Regions from separate parts of the Homo sapiens genome. Here all the other regions are linked to region 2. Evidence: chromatin loops called from intact Hi-C (ENCODE). Cell type or tissue: heart right ventricle. All regions are shown on one strand. Links, peaks and the distances in the headings refer to the core of each region. The heading gives the core; the rest is flanking DNA. Region 1 overlaps LOC124902945 (a long non-coding RNA gene). Region 2 holds the start of HSD17B6 (hydroxysteroid 17-beta dehydrogenase 6). Region 3 overlaps NEMP1 (nuclear envelope integral membrane protein 1). Region 4 overlaps ZBTB39 (zinc finger and BTB domain containing 39).

Evidence for each region. Peaks named below come from ENCODE experiments on the same cell type or tissue, not always from the same donor. Only the 100,000 strongest peaks of a DNase experiment are listed, where the experiment ranks them.
Region 1: it touches region 2 in a loop (13-fold over the local background); 96 of 110 quality-filtered maps call a loop at or near these places.
Region 3: a loop joins it to region 2, with 2.6 times the contacts of the local background. A loop is called at or near these places in 51 of 110 quality-filtered maps.
Region 4: a loop joins it to region 2, with 5 times the contacts of the local background. A loop is called at or near these places in 58 of 110 quality-filtered maps.

The regions. Positions count from the first base shown.
Region 1 is chr12:56,983,316-56,991,208 of GRCh38, reverse strand. All of the region lies in intron 2 of LOC124902945 (a long non-coding RNA gene), which reads left to right. It also overlaps the pseudogene LOC390332. Among named protein-coding and RNA genes, the nearest start is that of ACKR5, 7.2 kb to the left of the region's middle. RefSeq lists a cis regulatory region at 1-55. In heart right ventricle, for the core only: a CTCF peak has its summit at 3,498 (motif pointing right); a DNase peak (open chromatin) is centred at 3,488; H3K4me3 peaks cover 375 bases; H3K27ac peaks cover 1,634 bases.
Region 2 is chr12:56,759,884-56,767,776 of GRCh38, reverse strand. It overlaps HSD17B6 (hydroxysteroid 17-beta dehydrogenase 6), which reads right to left and starts at 4,453. Exons shown (of 5, transcript NM_003725.4): 1 at 4,363-4,453. In heart right ventricle, for the core only: a CTCF peak has its summit at 4,491 (motif pointing left); no DNase peak of the experiment used is centred there.
Region 3 is chr12:57,051,932-57,059,824 of GRCh38, reverse strand. It overlaps NEMP1 (nuclear envelope integral membrane protein 1), which reads left to right. Exons shown (of 9, transcript NM_001130963.2): 9 at 1-4,182. Among named protein-coding and RNA genes, the nearest start is that of MYO1A, 5.7 kb to the right of the region's middle. In heart right ventricle, for the core only: no CTCF peak of the experiment used is centred there; no DNase peak of the experiment used is centred there.
Region 4 is chr12:56,998,800-57,006,176 of GRCh38, reverse strand. ZBTB39 (zinc finger and BTB domain containing 39) reads left to right here. Exons shown (of 2, transcript NM_014830.3): 2 at 1,216-7,341. The coding sequence starts at 1,260. The coding sequence ends at 3,398. It also overlaps a transcript of ACKR5 not described here. Among named protein-coding and RNA genes, the nearest start is that of ZBTB39, 4.1 kb to the left of the region's middle. In heart right ventricle, for the core only: CTCF peaks have their summits at 4,369 and 4,569 (motif pointing right); a DNase peak (open chromatin) is centred at 4,556.

The DNA.
Region 1 (7,893 bases), core at 1,280-6,279, 220 kb before region 2:
GCCTGGCTTATGGGGTGGAGGCAGGTGCTTTGTGGACAGGTTAAGGCTGAGGGATTTGGCAGTAATTGCACTCGCGTCCACAGTGTGAACTTCCAGAAGGCCACTGAGTCAGGAAGCCAAGTCTAGTCGTGGAGGTTGTTCTGCCCTCCTGCCACCAGCTTCCCCAAGCTAGAGAGGAATCTGGTTTGCCCAGAAGTACCAGATTAGGAGCTTTCCAGGCTCCTCAAAGCCTGTGCCCCACTACCCTGTCCTTGGCTCTCTCTGCTCAGTTCTTCCCTCTTCACCGGCCCTTCACGAGACACTGTGGAGATAACACCAGTTTTTGAGTCAGACCTGTTTTTGACACTTTTTTCCACCACTTGGTAGCTGTGTGATCTTGGGCAGGTCACTTAACCTTTCTGAATCTCAGTTTCTTTTCTTTTGTTTTTTGTTTTTAAATATTTATTTGTACAGATTGATGTGGTACATGTGCAGTTTTGTTACATGAATAGGTTGCATGTTGGTCAAGCCAGGGCTTTTAGGGTATCCACCACAAGCATAACATGCATTGTACCCATTGACTAATTTCTCATCATCCACTCCTCTCCCATTCCCTCTTCCTTCCAAGTTTTCACTGTTTACCATTTCACTCTCCACATCCATGTGTACACATCTTTTAGCACTCACATTATGAGTGAGAACATGCAATATTTGATTTTCTGTGCCTCGATTGTTTTACTTAAAATAATGATCTCCAGTTCCATCCACATTGCTGCAAAAGACATAATTTCATTCCTTTTTATGGCCAAATAGTATTCCATTGTGTATATATACCACATTTTCTTTATCCTTTTATTCGTTGATGGACACTTAGGTTGATTCCATGTCTTTGCTATTGTGAATAGGGCTGTGATAAACATACTAGTGCAGGTGTCTTTTTAATGTACTGATTTCTTCCCCTTTGAGTAAATACCCAGTAGTGGGATTGCTGGGTCGAATGGCAGTTCTACTTTTAGTTTTTTGAAAAATCTGCATACTGTTTTCCATAGAAGTTGTACTAGTTCACATTCCCACCAGCAATGTCTAAGAGTTCTCTGTGCTCCACATTCTTGCCAACATCTGTTTTTTTTTTTATCTTTTTAATAATAGCCATTCTGACTGGGGTACGATGATATCGCGTCATGGTTTTTATTTGCATTCCTCTGATGATTAGTGATGTTGAGCATTTTTTCATATATCTGTTGGCCATTTGAAAAATGTCTTTTGAAAAATGTCTTCTTTTGAAAAATGTCTATTCATGTCATTTGCCCACATTTTAGTGGGATTATTTGTGGGGTTTTTTTTTTTCTTGCTCGAGTTCTTTGTATATTTTGGATATCTCCCCTGTCAGATGAATAGTTTACAAATATTTTCTCCAGTTCTGCGGGTTGTTCATTCTGTTGCTTATTTCTTTTGTTGTGCAGAGCTTTTTAGTTTAGTTAAGTCCCAGTTGTTTATTTTTGTTTTTGTTGCCTGTGCTTCTGAGATCTTAGTCATAAATTCTTTGCCTAGTCCAATGTCCAGGAGACTTTTCCTTATACTAGATAGTAGATTTTTCCTGCAATACTAGATTTTCTTCTAATAATTTAATAATAGTTTTGGGTCTTATATGTAAGTCTTTAATCCATCTTGAGTTGATTTTTGTGTCTGGTGAGAGATAGGAGTTTAATGTCAGTTTCTTAATATGTAAAGTGAGGATAATGATGCTTCCCTTACAGGTTATTATATGGGATACATGAGATAATATATACAAGCATGCTCCTTTTCCACTTCATGGGGATAAGGAAAAAGGAATCCCATCTTGTGGAATTGACACTGAGAGACCTCTCTAGTCCTATTACCACCAGCCATTTTTTTCCTCTCTGAATTAGATCAACATGAGCCTCCTCTTTTATTTGGCTGTCTTGGGTTGTGTTTTTTACATAGAAGGGTGGGAACATTCCCAAATGTCACTATGAATTACCACAGAGAAATGTAGTAATAGTAACAGCTGATGTTTATTGAATACGCACCATTGGCTAGACACAGTTGTAAGGGGCTTTATCCATATCACCTCATTTAATCCTCATAACAACTTCATGGAGTGGGTACTACCATCGACAAGGAAACTGAAGCACAGAAACTTTAAATAACTTGCCCCAGTCACACAGCTAGTAGGTCAATAAGCCCATATTACAAGGATTCTTGAGCTGGATTCCATGCAGCTAATGGTTTTAGGTGTGAACTGTATGAAAAGTATAAGCAAGTTTTTGATTGTTGTGTTATGTGGGGGGCTTATAACCTTCCTTAGATTCTCGAAGGGGCCCATGATGTCCAAAAGCTTTAAAAAAAAATGACCCTTGGAGAGCTTCTGCTAGACTGGGGTCAGGATAAAAACAGCAATGTTGGGTATCCACTTGTGTGGAGCTGACTCAGCCCTGGGAATTCTAGGAAATTTCTTGCATGAGGAAGGAGGTGTCTCCTTCATGAAGGCTGAGGGATTTGTAGGATGATCTCGGAGGGATTTGAAAAGGGGAAAGTGAATGTCTTTGCTTCCCATTCCCTATCTTTCACTAGATGAAGGACAACTGTTTCCTCTGTGATTTCCCAAGTGTGAGAAGGGAGGGTGTGACATCAGTCTAAGGAAGAGGAAGCTTGAAAAGACTGATAAGAGACTGGAAGGGCCCCAGGTACTATTAATATCCCTCTGCCGCCTACAGCACTAGCAGCCTCCCCGCATGCCGCCACCCTTCCCCCTTCCTTTGGTCTCCTATCTCTCCCAGCTTCTGTTTCTCCCTCACTCTCCCATCTCCTGATCTGCACCCCTCCCCCAGCCTCTCTGTAGATGTGGTAAGTCTCTTGTTGGTTCCAGATTTCTTCCGTTTCTGTTAACTTTTGTTGAGCACCTAATGTATGCTGGTCAGAAATTCTCCAGTGCTTCCCAAGACCCCATCTTTCTAAGTTTTCACCATTTTAATAAAGGCATATGGATTCTTAGACTCCCTGAAATTGGAGATGGGAGGACTTGACAAAGTCATCTTGATTCTCCTCCCTCGTTATAAAGATGAGAAAAATGGAGGCTTTAGGAAATCTCATATTGTCGCATGATGTAAGAAATAGTGATGAAAATGGAAAGCGAAGCCAGATGTTGCAGTGTCAGCTACCTCAACATTCCTTCATCTCTGCTAGAAGCTAGCACTGCCGGGGCTGGAAATACAAAAATGACTGGACTCAGTCTCGGAGCCCTCAAGGGGCTCCGAGTCTGTCAAACCTCTAGTATGCAGCACACTCAAGGCACCATCCATGTTGCTTAATTAACAGTAGTCCAGTCTCTTACCAGCCAGCAGTCTTGCTGTTTCCCTCCTTCTTGGAGGATCCGTGCAGGGAGATATGGGGGCTCCCCGATGCTGGAGAGAGTGGCCATTGGGATGAGCTGAAGAGCCTTGGCTGATCCCAGGCCGATGCCCACGTCGTGACTGCAGGGCTAGAGAAGAACCACCAGGGGGCGCGCGGCTCTTTGCTAGCCTCTGGTTTCTGCAGGAAACCTCTCCTTCCCCCTCCCAGTCCATCTCCACTTCTTCCTTCAATTAGGGGACAGAAATTGGGCAAACATGGACAGTGGGAGAGAGGCCCAGTGCAAATAAACCCTGGATTATTCTGTCCCACACCTACTCCCCCAGCTCCCTGCCCCTCTACATCCTGCCCACCAGTTATGAAATAGTTTCCTCGACCTCACACCGAGGGACCCTCCATGGACAGCAGAGGTCCAGTCTGTACCCCTTTCTGTAGTCTCCTGAGAAGGAGATCCCTCCTGTCCATCAACACCCTGATACAAACTGAAGTAATACCTTTACAGTTACTAGGGTTCATATCCTTCCCTGCTTGGGCAAGGTTTTGGACCACCATCCTCATTGTCCTTGTTCAAATGAGCAATGTTTTTAGCCTCTCAGTGTCTGAGGGGTCCAGATCCTGGATGTGGGCCCTGACAGGGGAGGGCAGAGGGCAGTGGAGCCAGCACCCAGGGCATATCAGGAGGTGAGCAGGTGAGCCCTGTGACACCTGCATAAGTCATTCCATTCCCCTTCCCAGCAGCCCTGGGTACTTCCTTCCTGTGGGTTCCAAGGCTCCATTCCCTTCTTTCCCCTTTCTTTACCTGTGAGGTTGGACTCTCCCTGTGGGTGTTCCACATCTTTCTGCCCCAGAAAACTACTGTAGCAGGAGGGGACTTGCTCTTGTTCACTTTTTTGCCTTCTCCTTCTCATCCTAGAGAGCCTGATCGTGCCCTACTTTTCTGGGGAGTGATTGATTCTGGATGCTGGGTGGGATGAGGAAACTCAGGCTCAGAGCAGGATTTCCACTGAATGTGCCTGGAAACCATGTGTAGCTTCCCAGTAAAGTCTGTTTTCTGGGAGACCATGGTCCAGGAGTGTTGGTATACAATGTGTGTTAGGCCGTTCTTGTGTTGCTATAATAAATACCTGAGACTGGGTAATTTATAAAGAAAACAGGTTTAATTGGCTCATGGTTCTGCAGGCTGTACAAGCATGCATCTGCTTGGCTCCTGGTGAGGCATCAGGAAGCTTATAATCACTGCAGAAGTCAAAGGGGGAGCTGATTTGTCACATGGCAAGTGGGAGCAAGAAAGAGAGAGCTGGGGAGGTGCCACACTTTTAAACAACCAGATCCCATCACAACTCATTCCAGTGTCTCCAGGACAGCACCAAGCCATGAGGGATCCACTACCATGACCCAACACCTCCCACCAGCTCCTGCCTCCAATATTGGGGAACGCATTTCAACATGCAATTTTGGTGGCACAAATATCCAAACCATATCACAAGATATGTAGAGACAAGTTCTGACCCTTGTTTGTAGATCAGAGTGGTGTGTTTCATGGTGTGTGTGTGTGGGCCCCTGTGTGGACACCTGAGTAGGCACAGCAAGGCAGAGAGGCATTGGTGGACTAGGGAAGCATTGCTGAGTAGTGATAACTACTCACTGGGCAGAGCTTGGGGTTTGCAGTTGCATGCATGAACACCTGCAAAGGCAGTTGAAAGAGCAGAGAGATGAAGCCAGGATAAAAAATGGTGCAGAAAGACAGTGATCAGAGAGGAAAGTGAGGACTTTCTGCCAAAATGCCTGAGGGCTTCCCTGCCTACCTCAGCCCTCTGTGTTCTTAAGTCCTCCTGTCTGAACAGAGGCCAGACTCTCACTTCACCCCAGCCCGTCTGGGTCTGTCCTCTGCAAAGCCATGTGGCTCTACCTGGCGGTCCTCCTGGGCCTATACTACCTTCTGCACTGGTACTGGGAGAGGCAGGTGGTGAGTCACCTGAGAGACAAGTACGTGTTCATCATGAGCTGTGACTCACGCTTCAGGAAGCTACTGGCCAGACAACTGAATGCACAGGCTTGCGGGAGCTGCATGTAGGACAGAGAAGGGGACCAAGCAGCTGAGGGGCCAGACTTCAGACAGGCTGGAGACGGTGACCATGGACATCACCAAGACAGAGAGCATTGCTGCAGCTGCCCAGTGGGTGAAGGAGTGTGTGGGGGACAGAGGGACCACCTCAATCCCTCCTAGTGCCTGTTTGTTTCTCTTCTCTCTGTGTCACTAGGGGAGACCTAGTGTCTGCTAACTGGGAACATTTCCAGGACTTTTATTTTCGGGGGCTTGAGCTTTCTGTTTTCCAAAGCAGAAGTCCTAGAGTGGTTGTGGCTGGGCCCAGGGTTAGAGGAGTCCAGGCTGTGGTTAGAGCCCAGTCTCTGGATAACGTTGGGTCCTGACGGTTGGCATGAGACCATCGGGGATGGGGCTGGGCAGGATCCAGGCTTCTGATCTCAGCATTCTCTTACTGGTTCCTTCACACTTGTCCCTGTTGAGGGCTTTAAGATGATCTCCGCTTGATTCACGAGGACACTGGGGCTTGGAGAGCTGAAGGGACTTCACATCAAACACCGAGTGATGAATCCTGTTCCTTTTGGGGAAAGGGAGATCATTGATTGCTTTGTTCTGATTGTAAATGGAAAACATGAAGAAATTATAGAAGAGGATAAGATTGGATAGATAGGAGGATAAGATAGGATTTCTCATTGGAGAAATCATAGAAGAGGATGAGAGTGAAACAACATTCCCCCTAATCCCAGCCTCCAGGGTTAATTTCCCTCTACTTTACACATTCTGGGGTCAGCATTTTCATCATCAAGTTTCTTCCCCAACATAACAATCAAGGTCTCCATATTCCAGCATGTGGAGAGGCCATAATTTGTTAAAGGGATTCTATATTGTTGAATGCCGAAGTTTGTTACCCACTTTTCCTGGCATAAATAACATCTCAGTAGCGATTCTCTACCAAGGTTTGTTGACAGGCTTAGCAGTGCTATTCAAGAAAAGTACAACTATTGAATCAAAGAATCCTCATTCCTTCAAGTCCAGGAAAGGTTTCTGAGTAGGGGAAGGGCCACCATTGCAGGCCTTATTGTTTTTCCAATATTCCTAGGGTCAGTCTCCGTCTCCTGTACCCCCCAGCCCTCACCCACTCACACCCCTGCCCCTGCTGGCCTGGAGTCCGTAGTTCTGTAGCTCTGACTACTCCAGATCTTTCATGCTATTAGTTTGCTCCCCTATGTCTTCTGTAGAGTCTTCCCCAAAGCTTGCTGGACCCTATGGGGATAGGGCAGAGGTGGCCTTATGAGATGGTGGGAGGAAAAGGTGGTACTTCCTGGGGCAGAGAGTGCAGTCTGGACACCTGTGTGGCATGAGACCTCTTTCCCTCCTCCCCTCCTGCTCTGGCCATTCAGTCCACAGTGAGCTTTGGGATTCCCAGGTACACAAGGTGACCTTTTCTTCCAGGACAGATATTGCCTTGACATTGATGCAGGTTGTAGCACAGCTTGTCCCCTGATGCCCAGTGCAGGCCTGCTCTCTAACTTCCCCTAGTCTTAGGATTTAAGTGTATCTCTCCTAAACAGGATGCAGAAAGTAATTACTCATGTGTTTTTCTTATTCTTTCCTTTTTCTTTTTCTCTTCTGTCCTTTCCCCTTGGTTTCTCTGTCTTAGCCCATTCCTGTCTTCCTATTTCCTGTCTCTGTCTCTCTCCCCTGGAGAGATATTTGTTGGACCCTCATTCTGTTTTCTCAAGTTCTGTCCATGCACTTCACAGCATTGGCTTTACTGCATGCTGGGTGCCAGGCACTAGGAGCAGAGATGGGAAGGACCACCCCTCACCCCCCAATACCTTGAAATGGGTGCAAACCTTGAAACTCTGAAGCCTCCCCATCCTTGTTTCCTCTCCTCCACTCCTTTCCCTTATTCCATGTAGCACACTTGTTGACTCAATAAATACATTGAACTAGAAAATGAACTTGCACCCTAACTGTGTCCACCTGCACAAACACAAGAGTGATGCTCTCATCTTCTGGCCATCCCAGGACTCTGGGGCCTGGTGAATAACTCTGGCATCTGCCTGCCCTCCAGCTGCAATGAGTAGTTGATGGAACAGGACTTTGTGACCTGTTGGTCACAAAGTGACCAACTTTGTGATGGAACTGGACATGAACCTGTTGGGGATGATTGATGTGACTCTGATCCTGCTGCCCTAATGAGGAAGGCCAGGGGCTGCATGGTCAACCTCTCCAGCATCGCAGGCCGGGTTTCACTTTTTGGTGCAGGCTACTGCATCTCCAAGTACAGCGTGGAGGCCTTCTCCGACTCCCTCTGGTATTGGCCTGGGACAGGGCCCTCCCTCATCCTCCTGCACCTGTTCTTCTGTGGGAACCATTTGCAGTAGTTTTATGTAATTGTAGCCTTAGAGGCCCCTTATTGAGATCCCTCTCTCTCATCCTGTGTGTGCTGTTGCCCTTATGGATTTAGCCAGCCACTTCTTGGGAACAGCTTC
Region 2 (7,893 bases), core at 1,737-6,736:
TACACAATATATACACATATATATACGTATATATAATACATATATATTATATATGTGTGTATATATGTGTATATATAATATACCCTCTATTGTGTATATATAATATATACACTATATATATAATATATATAATATATTAATATAATATATATGTTATATATTAATATATGTATGTGTATATATATAATATATATACACAATAGAGGGTATATGCAATTATTTTGTTTTTGTTTTTTTTTTGTTTTCGTTTTGTTTTGTTTTGAGAGGGAGTCTCGCTCTGTCCCCGGGCTGGAGTGCAGTAGCGCGATCTCGGCTCACTGCAAGCTCTGCCTCCCAGGTTCACGCCATTCTCCTGCCTCAGCCTCCCGAGTAGCTGGGACTACAGGCGCCTGCCACCACGCCCGGCTAATTTTTTTTTTTTATTTTTTAGTGGAGACAGAGTTTCACCGTGTTAGGCAGGATGGTCTCGATCTCCTGACCTCGTGATCCTCCCACCTCAGCCTCCCAAAGTGCTGGGATTACAGGCGTGAGCCACCGCGCCTGGCAGTGTATGCAATTATTATGCCCACTTTTCACATGAGGAAACTGAAGCACAGATTAAGGCAAGAATTAAGTGACTTTTCCAAGGTGAAACAGAGTGAATAGTAGAGACAGGATCAACTCCAGAGTGTTCACCTGCAGAAGCCTTGCATCTAACCACTGCACTACACTGCCTTTCCCTTTCAAGACCAGCCTGGGCAACATGACTAAGCCCTATCTCTACTAAAAATACAAAAATTAGCTGATTTTTCATGGTCAGGCCATGGCCTACGTTTGCCCCTTGGCTCCTGTCTCTCACAGCCAGAAGCCATAGTTTAATCCTTCTGACTACCCAATTTGAAGCACACGCTTCTCCGTTCACTTCTGAGATGCTCTACTCCCGTTCTCCTACAGCAGTCACAGACAGCGTCCCTTCCCCTTCACCCCTCCCAGCTCCTCCTCTCCCTTCTCTACCCTAAATGCAAGGACTCCTCAATGCCTCTTGATTGGCCTATCACAGAAGCTTTCTCACTAACCCCACAGTGTCACTCTCACTTCCCCTCTCATCCACATAGGGCTGTCTGGTTAATTTCCCTAAAGCGCAGCTCTGCCGATGTCACTCCCTGAATAGCATTCAACCTACTGAAAATCTAAATCTAAAACCTTAGTTGTACAAGGCCCTCCATGATTGGATCTTGACCTTTTCTCCCCCTCCTCTTTCTCACACTGCCTATGTTCCATCAAAACCAAAGAGCTTTAAAATGAAGGAAGTATGATTTGCTGAGCCTTGGAGGACAGATGGTATTTGACATGCAGAGATTGGGAACCAGGGCATTTCAGGCAAAGGGAATAGTGAGAGCAAAGACCTGGAACATGGCAAGTACAGAGCACTAATAAATGGAGATACCAACAAGACTACTCTGGATGATTCCGACTACCTTTTGTCACACGCGTCCCAGTGAAGAGATCACCAAACAGGCTTTGTGTGAGCAACAAGGCTGTTTATTTCACCTGGGTGCAGGCGGGCTGAGTCCGAAAAGAGAGTCAGCAAAGGGAGATGGGGTGGGGTCATTTTATAGGATTTGGGTGGGTAGCGGAAAATTACATTTAAAGGGGGTTTTTCTCTTGCAGGCAGGGGTGGGGGTCATAAGGTGCTCAGTGGGGGAGCTTCTGAGCCAGGAGAAGGAATTTCACGAAGTTAATCACTCAGTTAATGTGGGGCAGGAACAAATCACAGTGGTGGAATGTCATCAGTTGAGGCTATTTTCACTTCTTTTGTGGATCTTCAGTTGCTTCAGGCCATCTGGATGTATACATGCAGGTCACAGGGGATGTGATGGCTTAGCTTGGGCTCAGAGGCCTGACACCTTTCCTTTTCTTTCTTTCCAAGAACCTCTCTGCATGAGCTTTCCTGCCCCAACCCTGATTTTGTGGATAGTATAGAATCATGAGGCTGGGCACAGTGGCTCACACTTGTAATCCCAATACTTTAGAAGGCTGAGGTAGGCGAATTCCTTGAGGAGTTCGAGACCAGCCTGAGCAACATGGCAAAATCCCATCTCTACAAAAAATACAAAAACTAGGCAGGCATGGTGGGGAGTGCCTGTAGTCCCAGCTACTCTGGAGGCTGACACGGTGGGGGGAGGGGGTGGGAATCACTTTAGCCTGGGAGGTCGAGGTTGCAGTGAGCCATGATTGCACTACCGCACTCTATCCTGGGCAACAGAGCAACACCCTGTTTGGAAAAATTAATAAATAGATAATAAGAAAAAAAAGGATTGGTTTTTTGTGTGTGTGTTTTTGTTTTTGTTGTTGTTTGTTTTGAGACGGAATCTTGCTCTGTCGCCAGGCTGGAGTGCAGTGGCGTGATCTCAGCTCACTGCAACCTCTGCCTCCCAGGTTCCAGCGATCCTCCGGCCTTAGCCTCCTGAGTAGCTGGGACTACAGGCATGCAACACCATGCCCGGCTAATTTTTGTATTTTTTAGTAAAGACAAGGTTTTACCATATTGCCCAGGCTGGTCTCAAACTCCTGACCTCGTGATCCGCCTGCCTCAGCCTCCCAAAGTGCTGGGATTACAGGCGTGAGCCACCGCACCCAGCCTAAAAAAAAATTTTCTTAAATAGAATCATGAGGCCAGGCATGGTGGCTCATGCTTTTAATCCCAGAACTTTGGGATGCGAGGCAGGCAGATCACTTGAGGCCAGGAGTTCAAGACCAGCCTGGCCAACATAGCGAAACCTCGTCTCTACTAAAAATACAAAAATTAGTCAGGTGTGATGGCGGGCGCCTGGAATCCCAGCTACTCAGGAGGCTGAGGCAGGAGAATAGCTTGAACCTGGGAGGCAGAGGCCGCAATGAGCTGAGATCATGCCACTGCACTCCAGCCTGGAAGACAGAGTGAGACTCTCTCTCAAAAGAAAAAAATAAAAAATAGAATCATGAGCATAGACTCTGAGGCCAGATGGCCTGGGTTCAAAATCAGGCTTCGAGATTTACTTGTTCTGCAGCCTTGAGTAAGTGAACTGGCCTCTGTTCCTGTGTGCTCGTGTTCAAAATGGGAAAAAGAAACCTCAGTGATTTATTGAGAGGGTTAAATAAGTTAATGCATGTAAAGCAATACATAATTGTTAGATATTAGTATTATTTTGGGTAGTTGTTGTCTTATTATTGCCATATTGCCTTTCTCCCTGAGCCCTGTCTCTTCCCCTGAGCTTTCATAGAAGGAAACTGTGCCATGGGAATGTGCATTATCTGGTGCATTACACCACCACTTTTCTACAGTATGCATAACTCCACATATTGCAACATCCTTAATCATTTCTATCAGCTCTTTATCACTATTTTGGGCCATGCTCGTGCACCTTAACTTCCTTCTGTCTCAAGCGAGGACCTCTCTCTCTGCAATATAATACATGGCAAAGTAAGAAGTAGCCTTTATTCCCTTCTTTGGTTAAAATCTTCAGACATGGGTTTGTCTATAAACTCCAGTCAGCTTAGTCACTGATCCTAAGAGCAAGTCTGTAAACAGCACATGGCTCCCTGAACTGATCCACCATGACATTCTTTTCTTCCCACTTGGGCATACAGGCTAAGTATTCCTCAAGTCAATAATTGTTTTTTCTTTTCTTTTTGATTTTCTTTTTTTTTTCTTTTTTTCTTTCTTCTTTTTTTTTTTTTTTTTTTTTTGAGACACGGTCTCACTCTGTCATGTAGGCTGGAGTGCAGTGGTGCAATCACAGCTCACTGTAGCCTCGACCTCCTGGGCTCAGGTGATCCTCCCACCTCAGCCTCCCAAGTGGCTGGGACCACAGGTGTGCACCACCACACCTAGCTAATTTTTTGTATTTTTTGTAGAGACAGGGTTTCATCATGTTGCCCAGGCTGGTCCCAAACTCCTGAGTTCAAGGGATCCTCACTCCTCAACCTCTCAGAGTTCTGGGATCTTGGCCCAATCACAGAAGGCCCCTTTCCGCTTACCCAAAGTTTCACAAACTTACCCAACAGCTATCAGCATTAACCATTAAAGAGCTTGTTTCCCCCACTGCCGAGAATCCCGTTTTCAGAGGATACCCAGAGTCCCTATTTGTAAGTATGAAATCACTCCCAACTTGTAACCAGTACTCTCCCAAACTTCATGGGAGTAAAGATCAAAAAAGCAGAGCAAGCAATCGTGACAAAATTTCTTTCACGAATCAAAGTTGAAGGATCTTTTAAGATGATAAAAAATCATAATCAAAACCTGTCTCCAAACAGACCATATCCCATATCCCCTACACACACACACACACACACACACACACACACACACACACACACAACCACCCTTACCCACCTACATACCGGACTTGCTTAGGAAGAGTCCAGTCCTAGAGACTTGAAAGGACTTCTTTGCAGACCAGGCAGCAGTCGGCTTCCTCCTGCCCCAACTGCTGCCCACTCCAACCTCTGCATTGCTCTTATAACACCTCCCTCTTGTGGTAAGAGTCCAGGCTGCTTCACTCCCTCATAGGGTTCTCACCAGTGTCATCCTTGATCAGCTGCAGAATCAGATCTGTTACTACCAAAATGAAAAACAGAAAGAAAGAAAAGAGCTGCCCTGACCAGAGAGTCTTGTATGCTCCTCAGCCCCCATCCTCTAATTTTTTTTTTTTTTTTTTGAGACAGAGTCTCGCTCTGTCACCCAGGCTGGAGTGCAGTGGCATGATCTCGGCTCACTGCAACCTCCACCTCCCGGGTTCAAGCAATTCTCCTGCCTCAGCCTCTGGAGTAGCTGGGGTTACAGGCGCCTGTAAAAATTTTTGTATTTTTAGTAGAGATGGGGTTTTACCAAGTTGGCCAGGCTGGTCTCGAGCTCCTGGCCTCAAGTGATCCACCTGCCTTGACTTCCCAAAGTGCTGGGATTACACATGAGCTGACGCACCCAGCCCTCTATTTAATTACTGAGACAGGGTTTCCCTCTGTCACTCAGGCTGGAGTGCAGTAGCACAATCTGGGCTCACTGCAGCCTCGACCTCCCAGGCTCAAGTGATCCTCCCACCTCAGCCTCCAGAGTAGCTGGGACTAAAGGTGCACGCCACCATGCCCAACTAATTTTGAGTTTTTTTGTTTGTTTGTTTGTTTGTTTGTTTTTTGTAGAGATGGGGTTTCACCAGCTTGCCCACACTGGTCTCGAACTCCTGGGCTCAAACGATCTGCCTGCCTCAGCTTCCTAAAGTTCTAGGATTACAGGCGTGTACCACCGTGCCTGGTCCCATCCTCTAATTTAAACTGGAATATTACAATGCAAATCCCCTGCTGGAATGGGGTCAGAGGGCAGGTTGATTTTAGCAAAGCCCACTTCTTAAGACTGCCAACCTGAGATCAGCTGCTGCAAGCTGGGGCTGGCTCAGTCACCTTTCTGAAAGAACTGCAGCTGTTTCATAGCTTGAGCCCTGGACCTAGGGTTGTGTGTGTGTGTGTGTGTGTGTGTGTGTGTGTGTGTATATATATATATATATATTTTTTTTTTAAGTAACAGCTTTATTGAGGCATAATTCACATATCATACCATTCACTCTTTTGAAGTGTACGATTCAATGGGTTTTAGTATATTCACAAGGTTGTGCAACAATCATCACTATCTAGTTTCAGAATACTTTTATTATCCCAAAAGAACCCCATACTCCTTAGCAGTCACCTCCCATTCTTTCCTCCCACACCCCACTCCTGGCAACCAGTAATCTACTTTCCATGTTTGTGGATTTGCCTATTCTGGACACTTCATATAAATGGAATCACACAATATGTGACCTTTGTGACTGGCTTCTTCTGTTTAGCATAATGTTTTCAAGGTTCATCTATTTATCAGTACTTCATTTTAATGTCTGAATCATATTCCATTGTGTGGCTATTCCACGTTTTGTTTATGCATCCATCAACTGATAAACATTTGGGTTGTTTCTGCTTTTTTGTGTTATTATGAATAATGCTGAAACGAATATTTACATACAGATTTTTTGTGTGGACATGGGCCTTCAATTCTCTTGGATATATGTACCCTAAGAGTGAAATTGCTGGGTCAAATGATAACTCTATTTTTAACATTTTGAGGAATTCCCAAACTGTTTTCCAAAGAGGCTGCACCATTTTACAATCTCACCAGCTTCATATGAGGGTTCCAAATTCTCCACATGCTCACCAACACTTATTATCTTTTTTTTTTTTTTTTTTTTTTTGAGAGGGAGTCTCACTCTGTCACCCAGGCTGGAGGACAGTGGTGCAATCTCACCTTACTGCAACCTCTTCCTCCTGGGTTCAAGTGATTCTCCTGCCTCAGCCTCCTGAGTAGCTGGGATTACAGGTGCATGCCACCACACCCAGCTAATTTTTGTATTTTTAGTAGAGACGAGTTTTCGCCATGTTGACCAGGCTGGTCTCAAACTCCTGACCTCAAGTGATCCACTCACCTCGGCCTCCCAAAGTGCTGGGATTACAGGCATGAGCCACCGTGCCTGGCCATATTATCTTTTTTATTTTAGCCATCCTAGTTGGTATGGATTGATATCTCACTGTGGTTTTGATTTGCATTTCCCTAATGATTAATGATGTTGAGCATCCTTTCATGTGCTTATTGGCTATTTGTTTGTCTTCTCTGGTGAAATGCCTATTCAAATCTTTTGCTCATTTTTTGTCTTATATTAAATGTGACGAGTCACAGTACGACCCCGTAGTAAAATCGTACTTAGGGAGAATCACAACAGTACCTCAAACTCAACACATTCAAAACTAAAATGATGATGATTCACTGCAATCTGGTCCTCCTCATTTTCATGTTATTTCCTATCTGCATATGTATTCAACAAATTTAATAAGTGCTTAATAGATGCCAGGCAACTCCCTTCCATCCAGTTGCCCAAGTCTGAAACCTGGGAATCATCCTAGACCCCTTCCTCATCCCCCATGTCCAATCAATATTAATTCTACCTCCTTAAAGTCATTATGTCCATCCCATCCCTTCCATCTCCACTTTACTGCCTTAGCTCAGGCCATCAGTATTTCTCACCTGGTTTCCGGCAACAGTCTGCTAGGATTGCTCCACCTCTGGTTTCTCTCTACCCTCCTATTTGCCCTCTACAGGGCTCCAGAGTTTATTTATAAAACACAACTCTGAGGCCGGGGGCGGTGGCTCACACCTGTAATCCCAGCACTTTGGAAGGCCGAGGTGGGAAGATCACTTGAGCCTAGGAGTTCGAGACCAGCTTGGCCAATATTGCAAAACCCCGTCTCTACACAAAATACAAAAATTAGCCGGGTGTGGTGGCACATGCCCATAATCCCAGCTACTCGGGAGGCCGAGGTGGGAGGATCACCTGAGCCTGGGAAGGTTGAAGCTGCAGTGAGCCATGATCATGCCACTGCACTCCAGCTTGGATGACAGAGACCCTGTCTCATAAATAAACAAACAAACAAACAAAACACAACTCTGATTATGTTTCTACTCTGCTTAAAACCCTTCAATGAGCCAGGAATGGTAGCTCACATCTGTAATCCCAGCACTTTGGGAGGCCAAGGCAGGTGAATCAGTTGAGGTCAGGAGTTCGAGACCAGCCTGGCCAACATGGCAAAACCCCACCTCTACTACCAATACAAAAAAATTAGCTGGGAATGGTGGCACATAACTGTAATTCCAGCTACTAGGGAGGCTGATGCATGAGAATCGCTTGAACCCAAGGGTCATCGCTTGAGCTGAGATGGCGTCACTGCACTCCAGCCTGGGTGACAGAGTGACACTCTGAAAAAAAAAAAAAAAACCCTTCCATGGCTTCCCATTGTCTTCACACAAATCCAAATTCCTATGAAGGAACAAGGCTTAATGTTGTGCTTTAATGTGAA
Region 3 (7,893 bases), core at 1,787-6,786, 290 kb before region 2:
TGTGTTGTGCAATTGCTTTCAACCCTTTGAAACAGAGTGAGATAGATAGGGTAGAAATTCTCCTACTGAAATAAGAGGCCTAAAAAGGCCTCCCTTTGGAAATGGGAGGTCTCTATGGGATCCCTGAGGAAGGAGAGTGGATAAAGTAGTGAATGCTGGGTAGTTCACTTCCCATTGGTTAAGCTAACAGCCCACTTTTATGTTTCCAGAGAAATTGGATGGCCACAGCTAGCATGGCATTCTAGCTCCTTCTTGAAAGTTGATTCAATCATGGCATTTCTGTCACTGGCTGGCTCTCCAAAGTAAGAACTGTTGTTAAGTGCAGGAATGCTTTTAGACTATAGGCTGCAACTTCCAGAGAGAAATCCACAAATCTGAGCCTCCTTCACTCCAGCTTTTATTTCAGTGACTTTAGAATAATTATTGATTTAACTGTTTTGGGAGGAAAATAGATTTTTATTGTTTTGTTTTTTAAATGAATGTCTTTTAAAAAACATAACAAACTCATGTTCCAGAACCAGCAAGTGCTCCAGAGTGACACACCCCCTAGGCCCCTACATATTTATTAATATGGATTATCCATTAAAGCCCCAGGAGCTGTTGTTTTAAGCTTTGATTTAGTTCTCATACATATGATAGAAAGTCCTATTTGCCTTTAGGAACATGCCTGTAGGCTCTTCTGCAGGTGAGATGTACTGGGCTTTTTATTATATTCAACTTTCAATTCCATCTTAAAAAACATTTGTATTCTTCTCTTCCCATTCTTCCTTACCCTGCCTTTGCCCTTTCAGGAAGGGTCAGTTCCCTTACCTGTGAACTATGTATGTTCAGAGTAGCATTATTCCTGCTAGCTAGGAGAAGTCATCTTGTTTAGGGGATTTGGATGCTTTTTATACGTTCTCCATTTTCCTGTCATTGGGTCATGTTATCTTTGAGTTGCTATGAAATCAGGAAACTGTCTCCTTTTCCTTTCCCTTCCTTTGTCTACATGCTCTGTCCATTCCTTTCAGCCTTTTCTCACCACCCATACTCCCCCAAATCTGGGTAATTTTTAAGCCTTGAAACTATGTAGTTTCTTGATACACAATTTGTAGTTATGCAGCAGCCACAATTTGCATTGCCAGGAAATAGGCTCCAGGTTATCTTCATGCCTCTGGGTGCTCATTCAGCTGTCAAGTTTCCATGAACTTACACTTATTTATGATTGCGTTTCTGACCTGAGATGTATGCTGCCTGTTATTGCAGTAGCATTAGTTTCAGATTCTTTTGCCATTGCAAAGTACCCCTTATAAACCAGCAATGTCATCTGTGAGGAAGCAAATTCTCAAGTGTCTGTCATTTACTTGGTTCTTTTTCTTTGTGGTCTTCACCCTTATACCCTGGAAAAGTCTGTAATTACCTTAGCCAGGAAGATAGATGGTCATGGCAAGCGCACAGCACCAGACTTACTGGCTCACCAAGATGATGGAAAAAGGCAGATGATTTTTTAAAAAGCCGTAATGACTCCTTTAGACCAGCCATTTAGCGTGGTAATTTTGAAAGGCCTAGCTCCATTGCAGACTTCCAAAGGGTCAGCTCTGAGACTGCCCTCCAGGTGGGCAGTTGATTATTTCCACCAGTGTTTTCCAGAGCCTTAAACTGTCCTAAGTGACAACTACCTCAGTTGGCAGGAAAGAGACATATAGTAGAAAGTGAAAAATGAGCAGTATTTGGGCAGATGCTATGGGTTACAGTTGAAGGGTAAAAGGAACTTTACATTGGGAAACCTTTATACCCTTGTGAATTATGTACATGGTAAAATGTTCTCTCTCTACAAAGAACTATTAAAACTTCTGAAATATACTATTTTTTACCTTATTTATAGAAATTGAGACCTAGCATATTTAAGCATAAGTTTATTTTAAAAAATAATTCAACTCGTGCAAGTGGTCTCAGGATTCTCTGGAGATTTTGGTGCCTCCCCTACTTAGGGAGGTGATAGCTTGCCTATAAGGGTGACTTTTCCTGATCATGTCTTTATTTCAATGAGAAAGCACTGTGAAATTGTGAAAGATTCTCCTCTTTCTCTGTTTAATAAACCCCCATGAAATATAGTTTCCATCTCTAGACCAGTTTTTTTTCCACCGTGTTTAGACTTGAGGTGAATAAAATCAAACTGTTTTTTACTCCCTATCTGGTAGTTGGAGACCTGAGCTGTAGGCAGTGGAGATGGCAATTGGTTCTGCAGCCTGAGAGTTGCTCTCACACAGTGAAGGACGGTGCTGCTCTGGTGTGCTGTGTGTCCTTGCCCTGCCTGCCTGTGGCTCTGCCCAGATGCTTCAGATCCTCTGTGTTCCGGAGATTGCTTGACTTCAACCTTCTTTAGGAGCTGCTCTTGTCTCCCTCTTGGCCACTTAGTTTGCTGGCTCAGTCACTACTTGAAGACCCCATTTAATTTTTCTCTGGCAGTTATAGCTCTTGTGATTTCAGTACAGTCTCATCTCTCAGACCAATCTCATCAAGAAGGATTGAAGGGATAACTATGAGGTAAGCTGGACATTGGAGCCGTGTTTGCTGCCACGTCAGCGTCTTGCTGGGTGAATGTCAAGCCATAAATGGGCTCCAGGGCTCTGGATCTCATCAGCATTGGAAATCTATTGCCTCTCATCAGTCTGACCAAATTATGTAGAGCATTAATGTAGAGACTCCCATTAATGGGAATACAAGAGGCAGCTGGCATAAAACATTTCTTTCACTTTCCTTTCCCACTCAGATTGCTTCAAGAGACCAACAGAACACAGGGATCAAAAACAAGGAAAATTTAGCAACTTCATTACCTTCTAATAAGTAATTCCTGTTAGCCACTGCATCCCACCAAAACTAGTTTATTTTTCCCCTCAAATTCATGATTTTTACGTCTGTTACAAAGGGAATTTTGCTGATAGCTCTTTGGGTCCCACTGTTCCATTTTATGCTAATAGATTCCATTCTAGGGCCCAGCCGTCTCTTGACTGATGGTGTTCCCTTTAACCCTTGGCATGTATAATAGAATTTTGGTGAATGAAAGAACCCAAATAGGCCAGATAGTCCCCCCAGGCCCTGATATCCATAAAAGGCTTGGGAATGCATTATGTAATTGTCCTTAGTCTTTTTGTTGTTTTAGAAAAAAAAAACAAGATGGGCTCAGATGGATGCCTACGTAAAAATGGTTCCTAGCTGTGTACTCATAACTTTTCTTTGAATTGAGTAGTGAAAGGAAGGAGGAGGAAAGGAAATTAAATGTCCTTCTAGTATTCTCTGGACTCAAGTCTGACATATGAGATAATAACCTATATTGAAATGCCAAGAATTGTATCTGAAACAAGAGAACAGTTTGACACATTTATCATGCCTTCATATTACATATTAACTGAAACCAATTAATAAACATATGAAATATCCATTGCACAAGGCAAAGGCACCTAAACCTTTTGTTTCTTTTTCTACATAGCAGAAATTGATTTTTTTTTTATTTTTTTAGGGGAACCTATATAATTATGACCCAGTGATGTCTTTTGGTGACTTAAGCTTATGAATTCAGGTTACAATTGAGTTGATTCTAGATGGTTACTACCTTGAAAAGGATGTTGGTGCCTTATGTGACACGAGCCAGAGCCTGCTGGGAATAAACAAAGCAGATTCATGCCAACACCAACTCGTAGCTTTAGTGGCAGATGGGAGTGGTCACAGACTCCCAAAATGTGGGGCTTTGGATTTCCACACCATCCCACGTGTGTGTCATCTTCCTCTTTCACACTCTTGATGATAATTTGAAAATGGTGAAATCACCTCTGAATTTGCCTATAGCATGAGCACATTCTTATGACAACATAACAAATAGTTCATAATGTGAATATTAGAAACTGTTACAGCCTGCAGTTACCATAATTTTCCATGTTTGTGGAATTGATATTGAAATAGCAGGGCTAAGGAATTACTGGCAAGTTTTAGCCTGTGGGTAATACCTTAGGGTTATTTAAATATTTGTAATTTTATTTAAATGTTCATGAATGTTTGAAAGGAACAAAATTATCAGGGATGGCTCTTTGCCATGGGTCTTATTTTCACCCTCTTTTCTGTAAGAAAAAAGAACAATGTCTTAATGTATTTTTAAAGTTTTTGGTATAGTTTCTAATTCCAATTTTAATAAAAGTTTTATAGATATATTGTGGTCTTTCTTAATGAACATAATATTTTCTTGTTTGGATTTCTTGTTTTCAGGTAATCAGCAATTTACTCCTCAGTTTCATCTTTCTAATGAGATGGTTTTGCATGCCACTGATTTCCCTTTTTTTCTTAGCCACCCCTTCCTGTCCCGAGTCTGTACTGGTCTACTTTCATCCTTGGACTGGATGATTTCCCAGGATGCAAAATCTCTAAGGGGTATTCTTGCAGGAGCAGCAGGTTGTACTACCATGCTGTCTCATAGAAAAGCAAAATACAGGTTATTCTTGGCCCAAGGAACTACTCTGATTATATTTTAGTTCTTTTTTTTTTTTTATGGCATAAAGTATCTCTTTTGTTTGTCCATTGGGATGGGGAGAAGACCTATGGCTCCAGCTATGGGATCCCTACCAAGAGCTCTGTATAGGGTGGAAGAGAGAGTAGGGCTGTAGTGAGCCTTATGTGTATTGAATAAAAACTTAAATTATGTCTAGGCCCAGCTTCTACCATAGGAGTCTGGTACCTTTCATTTTATGTATTGGCTACCTTCTTTGCTCTGGGAATCCTTTGTAATATTCATATTAACTCTGTACCTATGTTTTTTCATCTCATTAATTAATTATTATTATTATTATTTGAGACAGTCTCTTCCTGTTGCCCAGGCTGGAGTGCAGTGGCATGATCTCGGCTCACTGCAATCTCTGCTTCCCGGGTTCAAGTGATTCTCCTGCCTCAGCCTCCCGAGTAGCTGGATTACAGGCACCTGCCACCACACCCTGATAATTTTTGTAGTTTTAGTAGAGATGGGGTTTCACCACGTTGGCCAGGCTGGTCTTGAACTCCTGATCTCAAATGATCTGCCCGCCTTGGCCTCCCAAAGTGCTGGGATTACAGGCATGAGCCACTGCACCCTGCCTATTTATTATCATTATTATTTGTTTTGTTTTGTTTTTTGAGATGGAGTTTCACTCTGTCACCCAGGCTGGAGTGCAGAGGCGGGATCTTGGCTCACTGTAACCTCCGCCTCCTGGGTTAAAGCAATTCTCCCTGCCTCAGTCTCCTTAGTAGCTGGGATTACAGGCCCCCACCACCATGCCCGGCTTTTTGTATTTTTTAAGTAGAGATGGGGTTTCACCATGTTGGCCATGCTGGTCTTGAACTCCTGACCTCAGGTGATCTGCCCACCTCAGCCTCCCAAAGTTCATCTCAGTTATTTGGACTACATGGAAATCCATTGTCTATTTTTTTTAAGACAGAAAGTTGGCAAAGTAGGAAGAAAACAGGATGTAGAACATAAGTAAATTTATGTTAATGTACACTAATGACATCTTTTCTCCTCTTCCTTCCATAACTACCACTAGGTAAATAAGAGACATAGGTGATCGTTAATGGTTGAACTAATAAAAACTTAAAGCATAATTGCTAGATGTACATCATAGAGTTATAGTGAGGATAAAAAAACATGGTAAGTGATGAGCATTTTTTCATGTGTAAGTTTTGGCTGCATAAATGTCTTCTTTTGAGAAGTGTCTGTTCATATCTTTCGCCCACTCTTTGATGGGGTTGTTTGTTTTTTTCTTGTTAATTTGTTGGAGTTCATTGTAGATTCTGGATATTAGCCCTTTGTCAGATGAGTAGATTGCAAGAATTTTCTCCCATTCTGTAGGTTGCCTGTTCACTCGGATGGTAGTTTCTTTTGCTGTGCAGAAGCTCTTTAGTTTTATTCGATCCCATTTGTCAATTTTGGCTTTTGTTGCCATTGCTTTTGGTGTTTTAGACATGAAGTCCTTGCCCATGCCTATGTCCTGAATGGTATTGCCTAGGTTTTATTCTAGGGTTTTTATGGTTTTAGGTCTAACATTTAAGTCTTTAATCCCTCCTGGCCACCAGAGAAATACAAATCAAAACCACAATGAGATACCATCTCACACCAGTTAGAATGGCGATCATTAACAAGTCAGGAAACAGCAGGTGCTGGAGAGGATGTGGAGAAATAGGAACACTTTTACACCGTTGATGGGACTGTAAACTAGTTCAACCATTGTGGAAGTCAGTGTGGCGATTCCTCAGGGATCTAGAACTAGAAATACCATTTGACCCAGCAATCCCATTACTGGGTATATACCCAAAGGATTATAAATCATGCTGCTATAAAGACACATGCACATGTATGTTTATTGCGGCACTATACACAATAGCAAAGACTTGGAATCAACCCAAATGTCCAACAATGATAGACTGGATTAAGAAAATGTGACACATATACACCATGGAATACTATGCAGCCATAAAAAATGATGAGTTTATGTCCTTTGTAGGGACATGGATGAAGCTGGAAACCATCATTCTCAGCGAACGATCGCAAGGACAAAAAACCAAACACTGCATGTTCTCACTGATAGGTGGGAATTGAACAATGAGAACACATGGACACAGGAAGGGGAACATCACACATTGGGGCCTGTTGTGGGATGTGGGGAGGGGGGAGGGATAGCATTTGGAGATATACCTAATGTTAAATGATGAGTTACTGGGTGCACCACACCAACATGGCACATGTATACATATGTAACCTGCATGTTGTGCACATGTACCCTAGAATTTAAAGTATAATTTAAAAAAAAACATGGTAAGTTGGGTAAAGCAGTTCTCCAACTTTAAAGTGCATGGGAATCACCTGGGGATCTTGTTAAAATGCAGATTCTGATTCACTAAATCTTCAGTGGTGCCCAAGAATCTGCATTTATTTTTTTTTTTAAGAGACAGGATCTTGCTCTGTTGCCCAGGCTGGAGTGGAGTGCAGTGGCACACTCATAGCTCAGTGCAGCCTGGAACTCTTGGGTTCAAGCAGACCTCCCAATTCAGCCTTCCAAAGATTCTGGATTTCTGGTAAGCTCCCAGTTGATCAGATGGTGCTGGTCTGTGGACCTCATTTTGAATAGCAATGATGTAAAGCACTTAGCTTGTTGCCTGGCACATCTTAGTCCAGTCTAAGTATGATAAATGTTATTAGTACCAGATAGTTTATGAGAGCCGAGAAGACCCTCTACCACCAAATGTCTTCCTCACCATATCTGAAAATAGCTGCCTTTTTATTGTGTAACATCTTTTTAAAAGTTAGTACCTGTGGGAAGATTAATGAGTGAATTGGCTTAATCAGATTGCTGCCTTCCCAATTTGTCAGAAATCAGCACCAAATGATTTGGAATTTTTTTTTTTTTTTTTTGAGACGGAGTTTTGCTCTTGTTGTCCAGGCTGGAGTACAATGGCGTGATCTCGGCTCACTGCAACCTCCACCACCCGGGTTCAAGCGATTCTCCTGCCTTAGTCTCCTGAGTAGCTGGGATTACAGGCACCCGCCACCATGCCCGGGCTAATCTTTTTTGTATTTTTAGTAGAGACGGGGTTTCACCATGTTGGCCAGGCTGGTTTCGAGCTCTTGGCCTGAAGTGATCGGCCCGGCTCAGCCTCTCAAAGTGTTAGGATTACAGGCGTGAGCCACTGCACCCAGCCTAGAATTTTTTTTTTTTTTTTGCCAGTTTTATTGAAGTACGATTTACATAACAATATAATTTGCCAGTTTTAAGTGTACAAATTTGCTGAGTTTTGACAAATGGAGACAGTTGTATAACCACTACCACAATCAGGATATAGACCATTTCTGTAACCCCAAAAAGTTCCCTCTTGCCCCTTCCATGGTCTAGAAATGTT
Region 4 (7,377 bases), core at 2,378-7,377, 240 kb before region 2:
TGAGGCGCTCGTTGCCTCCAGAGGGAGCGCCCCAGCCGATGCAGCGCCCTTCCCTCCCAGATGCGACTCCGGAGGGGAGACCGCGGCGCCCGGGGATTGTTGGGGTGTCCTTGGAAGTTCCCAGCTTCCCCCTCTCCCACCCTCTCCTCTGGCTGCCCAGTGCTCCGACCCGCCCATCGTTCAGGGGTGGCCACCAGGGCCCGGGAGATGCTTGGCCGGTACCCCACAATACTTAGACGCTTCCTGGGCCCCAGAAAAAGTTGGGAGTTGTTAGAATCTGGAGAGATGGAGAAAGGGGCTGTGTTGGGCAGAGTTGTGAGACTGAACAGGGATGCAAGTAGCTCTTCTTCCTTAGTCGTGCAGGAGTCAGAAAGGGCAGAAAGTGGTAGTGAACAAGCCTCTAGGAGTCTTACCTGTATAATTAGAAGTCTTTCTTGCGGCATCAAGTAAATCTGTTAGTGCAGGGACAACAAAATATAAACCCCGAAAAGGGTGGCGAAAAAGAATACAACATATTAAAGTAATATTAAATACTACCACAGTTGTGTTCTACTTTTCTTACTGTGCATTCTGAGTGTTTTAACTTCACAGAATACAGGGACTGTGATAAAGCAATATCTGGAGGGGCTCTGGGTTATCGAAAGGCCAGAGAGCGGGTATGTAGTATAGGCAGAGAGAGATGGGGATTCAAGAACGTGAGATTTATTTGGAGATTATTGAGAGGTTGAAGACACAGCAATGACAAAGCTAAAAAACGGAACCACCTTATATGTTCCTCAGTAGCTAGTGGAGCTTTGATAGTTGTGTTCAAGCATGTGCATGGTATTTGGCATCATGAGGGAAAAGAATATGCTCAATGAATTAGGAAAGCTTGTATTTGGGAGGAAATTAATAGGAGAAAAATTTGATCCAGTGGCTCTGGTAATGAAGTATAAGATTGTGTCCAAGGGAATGCCTCTGGTTCGTCTCTAGGCACCAGCTTAAAACCAAGCTATCAGATTGTCATCAGTCGTTTTGGTTTTTGTCATAACTCTTTGAGTATATACAGGGGGAGATGTCATTGCCTTGTCATAATGGAGGAACTCTCCATGCCAGTTTACTCCTGATCCCTACCTGGGGCTTGGAAGCATTCAGAGTGATGGTATTTTCTCCTGCATAGCCCCTCTTTTGCACGGATGTGTTTGGCCATCCATCTTTTTCTCTTGCTATCCACAGATTAACTGTGCTGATAAGGAGGTAATTTCATAGGAGCTGCTAAGATGGGCATGAGGATCAAACTGCAAAGCACCAACCACCCCAACAACCTGCTGAAGGAACTCAACAAGTGCCGGCTCTCAGAGACCATGTGCGACGTCACCATTGTGGTGGGGAGCCGCTCCTTCCCGGCCCACAAGGCTGTGCTGGCCTGTGCAGCTGGCTACTTCCAGAACCTCTTCCTGAATACTGGGCTTGATGCTGCCAGGACCTATGTGGTGGACTTCATCACCCCTGCCAACTTTGAGAAGGTTCTGAGCTTTGTCTACACTTCAGAACTCTTCACAGACCTGATCAATGTTGGGGTCATCTACGAGGTAGCTGAGCGTCTGGGTATGGAGGACCTCCTCCAGGCCTGTCACTCTACCTTTCCTGATCTGGAGAGCACTGCCAGGGCCAAGCCCCTGACCAGCACCAGTGAGAGCCACTCTGGTACCCTGAGTTGTCCTTCGGCAGAACCTGCCCATCCCCTTGGAGAACTCCGAGGTGGTGGGGACTACCTTGGTGCTGATAGAAACTATGTGTTGCCCAGTGATGCTGGAGGGAGCTATAAAGAGGAAGAGAAGAATGTTGCCAGTGACGCTAACCATAGCCTGCATCTGCCGCAACCGCCCCCACCACCGCCAAAGACAGAAGACCATGACACCCCTGCTCCCTTCACGTCCATTCCTAGCATGATGACCCAGCCACTCCTAGGCACTGTCAGCACGGGCATCCAGACCAGCACGAGCTCCTGCCAGCCATACAAAGTTCAAAGCAATGGAGACTTCAGTAAAAACAGCTTCCTCACCCCTGACAATGCAGTAGACATTACCACTGGGACCAACTCCTGTCTGAGCAATAGTGAGCACTCCAAAGATCCTGGCTTTGGGCAGATGGATGAGCTCCAGCTCGAGGACCTGGGGGATGATGACTTGCAGTTTGAAGACCCTGCTGAGGATATAGGCACAACTGAGGAGGTGATTGAGCTGAGTGATGACAGTGAGGATGAGTTGGCTTTTGGAGAGAATGACAATCGGGAGAATAAGGCCATGCCCTGCCAGGTGTGCAAGAAAGTTCTAGAGCCCAACATTCAACTGATCCGGCAGCATGCTCGGGACCATGTGGACCTGCTGACGGGCAACTGCAAGGTCTGCGAGACCCACTTCCAGGACCGAAACTCCCGGGTAACTCATGTCCTGTCCCACATTGGTATTTTCCTTTTCTCCTGCGACATGTGTGAAACTAAGTTCTTTACCCAGTGGCAGCTGACCCTTCACCGACGGGATGGAATATTTGAGAACAACATCATTGTCCACCCCAACGATCCCCTGCCAGGGAAGCTGGGTCTCTTTTCAGGGGCAGCCTCCCCAGAGCTGAAATGCGCTGCCTGTGGGAAAGTATTGGCCAAAGATTTCCATGTGGTCCGGGGCCACATCCTTGACCATCTAAACTTGAAGGGCCAGGCCTGCAGTGTCTGCGACCAGCGTCACCTTAACCTCTGCAGCCTCATGTGGCACACGCTGTCCCATCTCGGCATCTCAGTCTTCTCCTGTTCTGTCTGTGCGAACAGCTTTGTGGACTGGCATCTTCTAGAGAAGCACATGGCTGTGCACCAAAGTCTGGAAGACGCCCTCTTCCACTGCCGCTTGTGCAGCCAGAGCTTCAAGTCAGAGGCTGCCTATCGCTACCACGTCAGCCAGCACAAATGCAACAGTGGCCTTGATGCACGGCCTGGTTTTGGGCTGCAGCACCCAGCTCTCCAGAAGCGGAAGCTGCCAGCAGAGGAGTTTCTGGGTGAAGAGCTGGCGCTGCAGGGCCAACCTGGGAACAGCAAGTATAGCTGCAAGGTCTGTGGCAAAAGATTTGCCCACACAAGCGAATTCAACTACCACCGGCGGATCCACACGGGGGAGAAGCCATACCAATGTAAGGTGTGCCACAAGTTCTTTCGAGGCCGCTCGACCATCAAGTGCCACCTAAAGACACACTCGGGGGCCCTCATGTACCGCTGCACAGTCTGTGGGCACTACAGTTCCACCCTTAACCTCATGAGCAAACATGTTGGTGTGCACAAAGGCAGCCTCCCCCCTGACTTCACCATCGAGCAGACCTTCATGTACATCATCCATTCCAAAGAGGCGGATAAGAACCCGGACAGTTGACTGGGTCCCGGCAGAGCCACGGGGAGCTCCCAAGCAGCAGCCAGGATGCTGATATCTAAGAGGTGTTGGTCCCTCCCCAGCTGAAGTTATAATTTTGCCTTGGTAGGAATTCTGTTCTGTGTTGTGTTTAAAGAAGAAAAGAAGAAGAAATAGCACATAAGCTGTTACTGTTGTTGAGAAGCAACAGCCCTATCACATTTACCTCCATACCTGTTCTTGCCCATGCAGGGCTATGTTTTTCATTCTTTTGAGGCTGGTTTTGGGATCTAGTCAAGCAGTTGGTGTCCACTAGACCCCCTTCCCCAGCCTCTCTAGTTTTAGTTTACTGATAGGTTTTATGCTGCTAAGAATCCAACCAACAGCCTCACTTAACAGAGGAGGTAAAGGGAGGTTTTCACTGTGGGTGTTACTGCAGGCCTCCAACTGGGATGACCAGCAATGAGAAAGATTTTGGGAATGTGATCATTCAGAAAAGACAGGTCAGCAGGGCAGTCCCCTCAGGTTCCAGCCCTCAGCAGGGACAAGACATCAGGGATGTTGGTGTCTGCTTATCTACAGCCCTAATCTGCTGATTGAACAGTGAAAATCTTTTGGCAGCTAGATCCATACTAGGCACAGAGCTTTCTATTTAGGTCAGAAAGCTTTGGGATGAACCCCTGCCAGCCAGAAGGGGTGTCCTGCAGTGCCACCAGAAGTGGCAGCCTGGATGGACAGGAGAGGTTTCTCTTTTCTCCTCATTTCCAAAGAAACAGGATTTTATGGAGTGATGGCCCGGGACGTCCGGCCTTCTGTGGGGCAGAGAGGATAGGGAACCACTTTGATATAGTCATCTGTTTTGGCCACTTCTGTTGGCCATGAGTGTCTTGGTGGAGAGGTGGGGATGTATCTGACAGCAGCAGCCTTGCCTTAATTTATATCTGGTCTCCCGTCCAGAAGTGTTTGGCCCGTGGTGTAGATGAGCTGACTCCATGAAGTGGTGGAGTGGCAGACCGCGAGCCCTTCAGGATTAAAGGGACCTGAGTAACTGGTGGTGTGTAGCAGGGTGTGCGTTCTGACTGTCTGTCCTAGTCGGGTAACCTGTTTACTTTGTGCTAACAGTGCCGGAGCTTTGTCAGCTCACCTTTGACCTGCTGGAATTTATCCTGATCTGTCGTTGCCATCACCTCCAGGGGGCGCTATTGGATGGCAGCTGGTTCAGGCCCTCCGTGGGTGGCTGCAGAGTGTGCCGGCACAGCCCACGCAGCTGGTTAGCTCCACTCTTACTTGGTTTTCTAAGGGGCTTTGCCCAAAGAAGTCTTGAGGGATAGGGCCCTCGATCTTGCATACTTGTGAGGTGCCACCTCAGTAGCTCATACTACCTCACCCTGCTCAGGTGAGCTCTGGGAGTCCCTGGCCTCAGCCCTGGCACTGCCCCTGGTGGGATTCAGCAACACCCCGGGCTGTTTCACAAGCAAGTGGTTTTCATTAACTCACAAAGCCTTTTTGGACATTAATATTTATTTATTTTTGTTTTTGTATACACATTACCCAGCATCTCTTTTGTATAAGAGACTTTAGGAAAATGAGTTTCTCCCCAGCAAGTAGCCATATTCCAGAGAACAGCCTTGACCAGAGATGTGGAGAACCAGGGGTATAACTAAGGGAAGACATGTCAAGCCCTTAAGCAAATTCTTCTTCTCCAGATTGTCTCTAGCATAATAAACCCAGGGAACACTTTAGGCCATGGGTGTATGTTCTATAAAGTTCGGGACAGTTAAATTCCAGGCCTTTCATCCCCCTTCCTTCCTGTGATGGAGTAGATTGGGGACAGGGTTGAGGGGAACAAGTGACATGAATGACCTATTTGCACAGTTTGGAAGCCTCCTGTCTTTATTTATATTGAGATGTCAGACAAACCAAAGCTCCATCCTTGTTGGACCTGCTGCTTCTCCCCAGCCCTGAACTGATAAAGCCTCAGAGTTGGAGTGCCTGGCTCTCTGGTGGGGTGACCATTAGATGAAGGGACTTGTACAGTGGCCAGTTTAAAGGTCCACCTTTGACCATCTAAACCCACCTTGTTCAGTGTCCTCTGAGGACATCCTCATCAGGAAAGCAGTGTTGAGACTCTTCATTGCTGACTGGCTTCTCCCTTTCTTACTCACACTGACCATTAGAATTTAAGAAGGAAATGTGTAACAGACTACAGTCAAGTGTCTGCTACATTTTCAAGCATGAGCAATCCCTCCCAGACTGTTGGTGAGGACTGATTTTTGAAATGCTGGTGTGAGAGAGGTGGTAATTACAGGAACCAGCCGAGTGGCTGAGAGCAGATAAATGTGCTGGAGAAACCTTTTTCCTTAACAGAGGGCATCATGGATGCTGGGTGGTCTGTGTACTTAACCTGAAACTGTGAAGTTTTCCCTTTTTGCCAGTAAACCAAAAAGCAGATCCTTGAAACTTGGCCCTTGAAACACGAAACAGAAAACTGCATCCCCTGATCCCCCGGGGGCTGATCAGATTGATCAGGGTGGCTCAGTTGGTCCCAGTCAGATACGTCATAGGATCAGTAGCTCATGAGATTTGTTGACCAAACCCTCTCCCTGTTGGTGACCCCTGTATTCACACCTGAACTTCCCGTTTCCCCCCACCCCACCAAAGTCATGTCTGCTTCCTCTGCCTCCAGCTCACCCTCTTCTGAATGGTTTTGCTTGAAACACTATATTGTGGCAGAGGGCACCCTGGGATACCTGGTAGAAGGTATTCATTTTATTTTGCATTTTTAATTGTTTTGACTTTCTGTTCATTTGATTTTGTTGCTCCCTCTCTCCTGGAACCTAGTTTACTACTCTCTTCTGTGTTACTCTGAAGTTCTGTTTAAGCCTTGAACATCCTCTTCTCCCATTTTCTTGGTATGTACTCAGGACCAGCTACATCATTTGTGGAGCCCTCTTATTCATAAATTATTAAAAATTTCAAGGTGGTGGTCATAGAGCATTAAACCAAATATGAGGCCATTCCCAACTTGTTTTCCGAGGGGAAAATGGTAATACTTGTGTGGCACCCGGGGTTAAACAGCAGAGGCTCCATGTGGCCAGAGGCAGAGATTAGTATCCTGGCACTCCAGTGACCCACTGGGTGACTCACTGATGCCACAGCACCCGCTAGGAAGCTCTGCTGAACCTTAGTATTTGGTCCTAAATTTTATGACTCCATGGAGTTCCCGTAGTCCATGGCTAGTTAGGAAGAAAGGAGGTGGGATAAGGGTCAGGCCCAGGTGACCCCTAAGAACCAGGAGATGGGTAAAAGTTTTTTTTTATATTCTGCTTTTCTGATCTGTGAGTACCTGTTTGTCTCCAGGCCAAACCTTTGGGCTTAAATATCTTTTTCCTAGACAGGTTTTTGCTAGTGTTGAATTTTCTTCTTCCTCTGGCCTCCTTCTGTGCCCCTTTCCCCAAGCCCAAGACTGCTTAACTTCCAAAGCAAATTCTAGATAGACACTGTATTTATTGGTATGGGAGTGGGCTCTATGGGGTGGTCTGCACCCATCTGGGACTCTTTTCCCTAAATCCTGCACCAAATGAGTCAGGAGGCAGGGTGCACAGCATTAGTTTCAATGTGGTTATGCATCATAAGCTTAACATCAGAATGAAAATGAAACTCGATTTTGATGTTTCTTTAAAACCCTTCCCCTGTCCAATCCACTCGCCGCCCCCACCTTGAATAGCTAAAGTCTCTTATGAAACAGAGAAGAGTTGTTGACGTCTAACTCCTTCCATTAAATTAATAAGTACTGACCTCCTAATATTTAAGTGTTTACTATCTATTGCTGTAAAGTTTTGTATATTTTGTAAACTTTTTTCCCCAAATAGTAGATGTCTAAAATCATTGTACATCTGATTCTTTTATATTCCATTGTTCAGCACAAAGTGTGGTTTTTATTTAGAATAAAAAAAGAAATTTGAAATGAGAGTTCTCTTCCTACCTACTATGAATATGCTCA